3 separate regions of the Homo sapiens genome follow, and regions 2 and 3 are each linked to region 1. The links are chromatin contacts, found by Hi-C or POLR2A ChIA-PET in ENCODE. All regions are on one chromosome and are shown on one strand. Each heading gives the region's core, a stretch centred on a gene start or an enhancer-like site at or near the end of the contact. The rest is flanking DNA. Distances are from core to core; before and after follow the strand shown. Region 1 holds the start of SNTA1 (syntrophin alpha 1). Region 2 has its middle 72 kb from the start of CHMP4B. Region 3 has its middle 84 kb from the start of RALY.

Region 1 (2,700 bases), core at 41-2,540:
TGGCCTCCATTTTTCCTCTCCGCTAACAGCAGTAATTAACTAGGCACCTACAGTGTGCTGGTGTGGTGAGCCCTGCTCTCAGAAACATCACAACTCTGTCATCCTCTTATACAGTTGAGGAAACAGATTCAGAGGCGGGACGGGACTTTTGCAACCTCACACAGCTGATCCTGGATTCAAACACAGTCTGGTTGCACCCTAACTGCACCCCACTAGCGGTCAGTCCTGGGGGCTGAAAGCTCTATCCTGTGCAAGGTGGAGATAGTCAGATCAGGAGACCCAAATCCAGCTGTCAGGGCTCCCTGCAGCCTTCCTGGGTCCTTAGATTCCTAGGTCCTTGCTGGCCTTCTGCCTGTGACCCCAGCCTGTGCCTGCACCCAGGCCTCCTATCCACCCCTGTGCTTCCCAGACTCCAGGCTTCCCCTCTGCACCCACCTTGGTTGCTTCTCAGGGACTCCCTCCTCCCTGTCCCACTGGTGTCCCGGCCTCAACCCCCTTTCTCCACACTCTGCTTTCCGGGGGACCCCTCTTGTCCTTGATGTTCATGCTGGTTACCCCTCAGACCCCCCCGCCTCCACACAGAACTCCCACCCACGTGTCCTTGGTGCTCCCACAATCTTATCCACACCTGTGTCTTCCGTGCCCCCTAAGGCCACCAACTACTGAAACCCCCTCCAACCTTGGTGTGCCCAGTGCCCTCCGTTACCTGTTTCCTCAGACCCCCCTTACCCCCAGACAGGAAGCCTCCAGCTCCATGTCCTGGGCGCGCTGCCAGCCCCCTGCGCCCTCGGCTGCCCCCAGACACCACGACCCCGCGCCCTCGGTGTCCCGCGCCCACCTTTGATGCTGATGCCCAGCCCACCGGCGTCGGCCTTGCGCACCGTCACGCGGCGCCGCTGGAGCAGTAGCGCCTCTGGCAGCTGCGGGGGCCCGGCGCCCGGCTCCGCGGCGCCGTTGAGCTGCGCGGGCTCCTGCTCCCGCGGAGCGCCGGGCTCGGGACCAGGGTCGCCGTCGGCGGGGCTCACGGTCAGCACGTCCTCCGCCAGACTCAGCAGCACCCGCTGCCATCGCTCGCCGCCGGCCCCCGAGCCCGCCCCGGCGCGCAGCTCCAGCAGCCCGGTGCGCGGGGCGCGCCTGCCGGACGCCATCTTCGCCTCCGAGCCCCCGGGCCGCCGCGCTCGCCCTGTCCCGCTTTGCCCAGCCCGCTCCGACCAAGCGCCCAGGGCAGAGGGCAGCGGGGGCCCGGCTGGGCCAGCCGCCACCCTACCCCGGCCGCTGGGGGAGGAGCTCTGGGGGCGGGGCTACCCTGGGGTGTGGCCAGTGCTGGGGAGGGGGCCTCGGGCAAATGCAGGAGGCCGGGGCGGGGCCCGGGAGCCGAGGGCCGCCGTGTGGGACTACCTAGCGGGGTGGGTCAGAAGGGCGGCGGGGCGGGCCACTAAGTAAGGCGAAAGCCCGGGAGGCGTGGTGCTGGGCGGGGCGTCAGGGGGCGGGGCTTCGCGTCGGGGGCGGAACCCAGTGAGCCCGCGCAGGGGGCTCGGCGCTCGGAATGCCCATCGAGGGCCGGGACTGTAACTCCCGGACGTGGGAGCGCATGAAAAAGAGACAGAACCACGTATCCTGGTGCGAAGCACTGGGCATCGGGCTGGGCTGCATATGGCGGAGGGCTGGGCTGCGTATGGTAGAGCGTTGGACTCCAAGGCTTGAGTTTAAGAGGTAGACACCGTCTGGGCGTGGAGGCTCACGCCTGTAATCCCAACACTTTGGGAGGCCTAGATGACAGCCCAGAAGCTCGAGGCTGCAGTAAGCCGCGATCGCGCCACTGCACTCCAGCCTGGGTGACAGAGCGAAACCCTGTGTCAAAAAAAAAAAAAAAAAAAAAAGGTAGATGCTGAGCCGCGAGAGACCTTGCGGGCACAGTTGCTAGTTGGGGAGCTGAGGAAGAAGTTGGTTTCCTATCGGGGAGGGCGGGGGATGGGGGGTGGGGGTCGAGGCTTTGGTCTGTGGGCGTGGCTTATCGCTGGCGTGGCTTCTAAAGATGACAGGCCCCGCCCCCTGGAGGAGACCGCTACCGACACCGCTTAGGGCTTGGGGGAGGTGTGGGCAGGATCCCCACTTCAAAACTGGAGGGAAGTTTAAGAGATTAACCCCTGGCTGTGTTCACAGTCGAGTATAGAAAAGCCTGAAGTCCCACACTTTGAGGCCTGGCAGAAAAAAAACAGAACTGGTGTGTGGGAAGAGGGTTGCAAGGTGGGGCTCTGGGTCTGGGCGACTGGAGACATGGTTTCTAATCTTTGCTGCCTCTGTTAGCTCCAAGTCGACTTTGGTCCCCTCACGTCACTGCTCTAGGCCTCAATTTCCTCATCTGTAAAATGTGGATCATAATAATACCTACTTCACTGGGCTGGTGTGAGGATTAAATCAATGTGAAAACACGTGGTAAACTGTGACTCCCTATTCTATAGAAATAATCACTTTCATTTAGTGAATGCTTACTCTTACCTAGGGCTGGCAGAATATTTTCCAAGTGTTATCTTTACATTAGCCTCCTGGAGTAGCTAAGAGCACCCCCAGCTGGGCACAGTGGCTCACACCTGTAATCACAGCTGAGGTGGCAGGATCGCTTGAGCCTTGGAGGTCCAGGCTGCAGTGAGCTGTGATTGCACCATCACACTCCAGCCTTGGTGACAGAGCAAGAAAAAA
Region 2 (2,700 bases), core at 45-2,544, 440 kb after region 1:
GTGTAGAGTTGTTAACATGCAATGTCTGCCACATAAAACATGATCCCCATTTTGGTGAGGAAATCACAGCCTGGAGAGGTGTGGTGATTTACACAGCCTGGATTCGATTGCACTGAGCCTGCCCCACCCTCACCCTGCTCTGATTCAGGGACCCTGGCCTGGCCCTCATCTTTGGTGGTTGCTGTCGTCAAGGCACTGGCCTTGCGTGATGGATGAGCAGGCAGCCTCATTAAACACAAACCCTTGTTGGTTTCCCAAAGCCCACAGGAGCAGCGAGGCCCGGGATCTGGGAGCAGGGAAGCTGAACAGGACCCCATCTGTCCTGTTCCCTCCGGCTTCTGCTCAAACAGGCATTTGTCTGCCATGGCAAGAGGGCAGCCTCAGACACTTCATCTCTGGGCAATTAGGGGGCTGCACGTGAGAAGAGTAATGACTGGCCAGAGGGGATTTATCAGGGGCCAGTGTGGCTGGGCGGGGCTCAAGATTTGACATCCACCTCTTTTCCGAGGGGAAGGAGCTGGTTAGCATCCCTGCCTGGCAGTGGAGCCTCGTTAGCTCTGCCTTCTACTGTCCCTTCCCCCTCCAACGCTCTGCTCCCCACCCCACCTCCTTGTCTCTGCCCTAGATCAGAGGCCAGGCACTAGCTGGATGGTCACACCTGCCTCCTCCATGCTGCCCCCTGTGAACCACTCTCCGCACTGGCTGCTCACAAGTCTGATCACGTCACACACCTCCTCCCTACCTTTAAATCCTTCCATGGCTCCCTACTGCCCAAATCATAAGCAGCTGTTGTGTTCGGGTGGTCCTAGGTGACCAGCTTCCCCACGAGCGATTTCTCTCCTTTGGTTTGATTCGTGTCAAAGATGAGTCTTAGACACTGCCTGATGCTCAAACGGTTTATCCTTTTCTTAAAAAAAAAAAAGATGGGATCTTGCTGTGTTGCCCAGGCTGGTCTTGAACTCCTGGCCTTAACCCATCTTCCTCCCTTGGCCTCCCAAAGTTCTGAGTTACAAGCATGAACCATGGTGCCCGGCCTCAAGTGATTTATTTTGGCTGTGCTGTTACGAGACAGACATCAATGACACGGGCCAGATACACTTAGGAGGTCAGAGGACCAGCTGACCAGGAGGGTCTCTGTGTAGAGACCATCCTCAGAGTTTGGGGGATCCTTCTCCCTTCCCTAGACCTGGGTTCAGTCTAGGTTAGTCGCCAGGTGTTTCTTTCAAAAAAGAAGTTTAAGCTATTCTTGTAAGGGGAAGCTTTGTTTCAAGGTTTATGAAAGTTGCATCTGTGCTGAGGTGGTCTTGTTTTCTGGAAATCCCCTGGCCAGGGTTGGAAATCCTGGGGCCAGGCTGTATCAACTGCTAAGTGACACCTGGTGTCCGGCCTGTGAGATGCTTAAGTGGGTCCTATGGCTCTTGTTAATCTCACAGTTGCAGTATGTCTCTTTTTATACTATGACAGCAACCTCAGCCCTGGTGACCTCAGCTCCCGCGCCGCATCCTCTGTACTCTTGCTCTTCAATTTTTAAGAATGAGTTTCATGATTATGGGTTTCAAAAATTACATTCAGGACTGCGTGTGGTGGCTCATGCCTATAATCCCAGCACTTTGGGACGCCAAGGTGGGTGGATCACTTGAGGTTAGGAGACCAGTCTGGTCAACATGGTGAAACCCTGTCTCTACTAAAAAAAATAAAACTTAGCAGGGCGTGATGGTGCACACCTGTAATTCCAGCTACTCAGGAGGCTGAGGCAGCAGGATCACTTGAATCTGGGAGGTGGAGGTTGAAGTGAGCCGACAACATGCCACTGCACTCCAGCCTGGGTGACAGAGTGAGACTCCATCTCAAAACAAAAACAAAAACAAAAACAATTCAAAAGGCACACAGTAAAACAAGGCTAACTCCTGCATCGTCCTCACCTGCCTAGTCCCCATCACCTGCCACATGCCTTAGTTCCTTGTGTATCCTTCCAGTTTCTTTATGCAAATGTAAATAGGACAAATATGTCGTCATATTTACCACCCCCACACATGCTTTATATACAAATGGTAGCTTATCAGGAACGTGGTTCTATACTTTCATTTTTGCACTTAATACATCTTGGAGATCTTTTTGTATCTGCAGAGAGAAGGCTGCTTCATTCTCTGGTACAGCTTGACCATCATTTCCTTAGCCAGCTCCCAGGTAGTGGATGTTTGTGTGGCAGGTGCTGCTGCTGCCCTGTCCCATATCTCCCACCTACCAGAGCTCACCAGCAGCCCTTTCATTTCTCCAGGCTTTAGCCCACACAGGTCTCTCTGCCTGGGATATGCTTCTGCTTCTTCATCTCAAATCAAGAGTCTGGCAGCCCCGCCAGAGACACTAACCTAACTAGTTCAGGCAGGGCTAGCACTTTGGGCCTCAGGGTCTCCCTTACCTCCTCTGCCTCAGGAATGATCACAGTGGATTAAATCCTCTCCTTATCTGCCTGCCTGGCTGGGAGCACCTGGGCAGGGGTCAGAGCTGTGGGGGGGCAATGGGGAAGATGAGTCAGATTCATCACTATGTCCCAGCACCTCTTACCACATCCCATGGCCTCTAGTGAAGCAGGAGAAGGATTGTATAAAATCCAAACTCCTTCCCGTGGCCTACAAAGCCCTGCTGACCCCGTCCCTGCCTGCCATCACCCCCAACCTCAGGTCCAGCCAGTGTGGCCTT
Region 3 (2,700 bases), core at 128-2,627, 470 kb after region 1:
GGGTTTGACCCATGGAGGAGCTTTGGGAGTAAACGTCCGGCGGATGAGCCACAGTTGGTGGAGCGGGCACTGTTGGAGCTCTACCCAGCTGCCCTCGGATCCTCTTAGCATTTCTGTTTGCCCAGGTTCCAGGTGTTTTCATCTGACAGCTTCCATGTGAGATTTTTCTTCAGAGGATTGCCCTTGGGCTCCTGGAGCCACTGGCTGCACAGCACAAGGACCTGGAAGTGCCTGCAGTTTACTTCCCCGCCGGGTGGCCCTTGGCCATAGATGGGCAGATACACAAGAGCATGAGTCCAGCTCCTTTGCCTCCAGGCACAAACCGAGCTGTAATTTACATTCCTCGGCTCCCAGTGGGATCAGATTGAGGCTGGGACGCTATCTGCTAGTGCACTCTTGCTTGGCTTTTTCTCTTTCCTATCTTCTTCCCCCACTCCTGCCAGTTTCTCCTAGGAGCACTTCATAAATCACTTGCCCAGGAATCGTTGTCTTTGGTTTGCTGCTAAGCCAGTCCCCCTGTCCTGGGGATCAGCAGGCTATGGCAAAAGTAATGCCCAGAGGAAAAGCAGGCTGTGAGTGTGCAGCACTTTTGCTAGCTCATGCTTGGGAGGGCCTGGACCAGCATCCTTGCATGCCCTAAATCAACAATGCTCCAGACTTGCAGGTGGTCTGATTTTCAATAGGAAAGTATAACCTATTTTTTATTTTTTACATTTAAAAATTATTTTTAAACTTACTTGGAGATAGTAAGAGTCACTTTTTTTTTTTTTTTGAGACAGGATCTTGCTCTGTTGTCCAGGCTGGAGTGCAATGGCGTGATCACAGCTCACTGCAGCCTTAAGCAATGCTTCCACCTTAGCCTCCTGAGTAGCTGGAGTACCGATGCACACCACCATGCCCGACTAATTTATTTTTTTGTAGCGAAGCAGTCTCATTATTTTGCCCAGGGTGGTCTCGAACTCCTGGGCTCTAGAGATCCCAATCCTCCCACCTCAGCCTCCCAAAATGTTGGGATTAAAGGCAAGAGCCACTTCATGCAGCGGAGAGTCACTCTTTTTGGTGTGTAGTTCTAGGAGTCTTGAAAAATGCATAGAATCAGAAACCACAATCACAATCAAGATATAGAAGCAGATTCTGTCATGTGGCCAGGGCCCTCTGTAACCAAACCTTCCCTTCACCCTGATCCCCTGGCAACCACTGATCTGTTCTTCATCACCATAGTTGTGCCTTTTCCAGAATGCCATATAAATGAAATCACACAGTAGCTTTGGCTTCTTTTAGGTAACACGATACCTTTGAGATTCATCCACATTTTTGCACGTATCCATTGCTGGTCCTTGTGGACGTTTTCAGTAATCAAAATGGAGTCACTTATGTTGACCCCGAACAAAATGGAGCCCATGGGCCTTGAAGGAAGGGCTCTCGTGCACATATGCCTATGACTGGAATGATTGTAAGGACTCTCTGAAAACCACAACAATTTCAAAAATTTCAGATAAGCCTCTTGCACAAGAACACTTGACTAACAATGGCTGCCTTCACCAATGAGTGGATGCCAACTATTGCAGGAGGCCCCTGTAACCAATGGTCCTTGTTTCAAAGCAGCTTTTGTGAACTTTTCCTTTTGTCTATAAAAGGAAACTCCTTTGGATATGCCTGTGGTTCACCAGAGCATGCATATCGCTCCTGCTATTCCCAAATAAACTCTTTGTTTTAAGTAACACAATATATTTGAAGTTTATCCAAGTTTTTGTATGTATCAATTGCTTGTCCTGGAGGGCAACTGTTCTGGAGAGCAGGTCTCTCTCCTGTTTACTTAAGGTAGACATCCTTTTTTTTATTGCTGAATAGGGTTACATTGTATAGCTCGACTACAGTTTAACCATTCCTCAATGGGGAAACATTTGGGGTTTCCAGTTTTTCATGATTATAATTAAAGCTGATATGAACATTTTCATATGTTTTTTGGTTCAACATAGGCTTTTGTTTCACTTGAGTAAATGCCAAAGAGATTTCTGGGTAGTTTGTTAAGTGTATATTTATCTTTGTAAGGAACTGCCAAGTGTTTTCCGGAGAAGTTGAACTATTTGGCCTTCCCACCAGCAATGTGTGAGAGTTCTTATTGCTTGACATCCTCACCAGTGCTGTACAGTCAGGGTTTGTTTGCTTGTTTGTTTGGGTCTTTTTTTGGAGGGACTGGTTCTTAATTTCTTTCTTTCTTTTTTTTTTTTTTTTTTTTTTTTGAGACAGGGTCTTGCTCTATCGCCCAGGCTGGAGGGCAATGGTGCAATCTCGGCTCACTGTAACCTCCGCCTCCCAGGTTTAAGCAATTCTCCTGCCTCAGCCTCCTGAGTAGCTGGGATTACAGGTATGTGCCACCATGCCTGGCCAATTTCTTTGCATTTTGTTTAGTAGAGATGGGGTTTCACCATGTTGGCCAGGCTGGTCTCAAACTCCTGGCCCCAAGTGATCCACTTGCTTTGGCCTCCCAAAGTGCAGAGATTATAGGCATGAGCGATCATGCGTGGCCTGGTTCTTTATTTCAAAAAGACACTCATCAGTCTTCAGTATCAAAACAGTTGCACTATTGATTTCTTTTTCTCCCAGTTGTCGTCAAAGAGGCATCAAAGGAGAGTACATTGTAAGCCAATAAGCTGCAGTTTGTACGCCTAACAGACCTCCTAGAAACTTTACCAAAAA

Evidence for each region. A loop is a pair of places that touch in the nucleus more often than their neighbours do. ChIA-PET counts read pairs that join two places held with the same protein, here RNA polymerase II (POLR2A). Pooled maps may share reads with other maps.
Region 2: a pooled map shows a loop between it and region 1 (3-fold over the local background). The contact joins the enhancer-like site here to the promoter of SNTA1 in region 1. A Hi-C loop is called at or near these places in 2 of 50 pooled maps. POLR2A ChIA-PET finds 5 or more read pairs at or near these places in 2 of 52 experiments (A673 and B cell).
Region 3: a loop to region 1 is called in a pooled map, with 2.0 times the contacts of the local background. The contact joins the enhancer-like site here to the promoter of SNTA1 in region 1. A Hi-C loop is called at or near these places in 5 of 50 pooled maps. POLR2A ChIA-PET finds 5 or more read pairs at or near these places in 2 of 52 experiments (A549 and CD8-positive, alpha-beta memory T cell).

What each region holds. Positions count from the first base shown.
Region 1 is chr20:33,442,473-33,445,172 of GRCh38, forward strand. It overlaps SNTA1 (syntrophin alpha 1), which reads right to left and starts at 1,291. Exons shown (of 8, transcript NM_003098.3): 1 at 839-1,291. The coding sequence starts at 1,148. RefSeq lists silencers at 837-896, 1,007-1,486 and enhancers at 1,717-1,786, 1,765-2,265, 2,237-2,296.
Region 2 is chr20:33,881,982-33,884,681 of GRCh38, forward strand. No RefSeq gene overlaps it. Among named protein-coding and RNA genes, the nearest start is that of CHMP4B, 72 kb to the left of the region's middle. RefSeq lists enhancers at 1,222-1,341, 1,522-1,781. Within about 2 kb of position 1,295, at least 2 of the 41 ENCODE cell types and tissues checked have a DNase peak (open chromatin) inside an H3K27ac peak, as active enhancers do.
Region 3 is chr20:33,908,219-33,910,918 of GRCh38, forward strand. It overlaps the pseudogene TPM3P2. Among named protein-coding and RNA genes, the nearest start is that of RALY, 84 kb to the right of the region's middle. RefSeq lists an enhancer at 1-110. Within about 2 kb of position 1,378, at least 6 of the 41 ENCODE cell types and tissues checked have a DNase peak (open chromatin) inside an H3K27ac peak, as active enhancers do.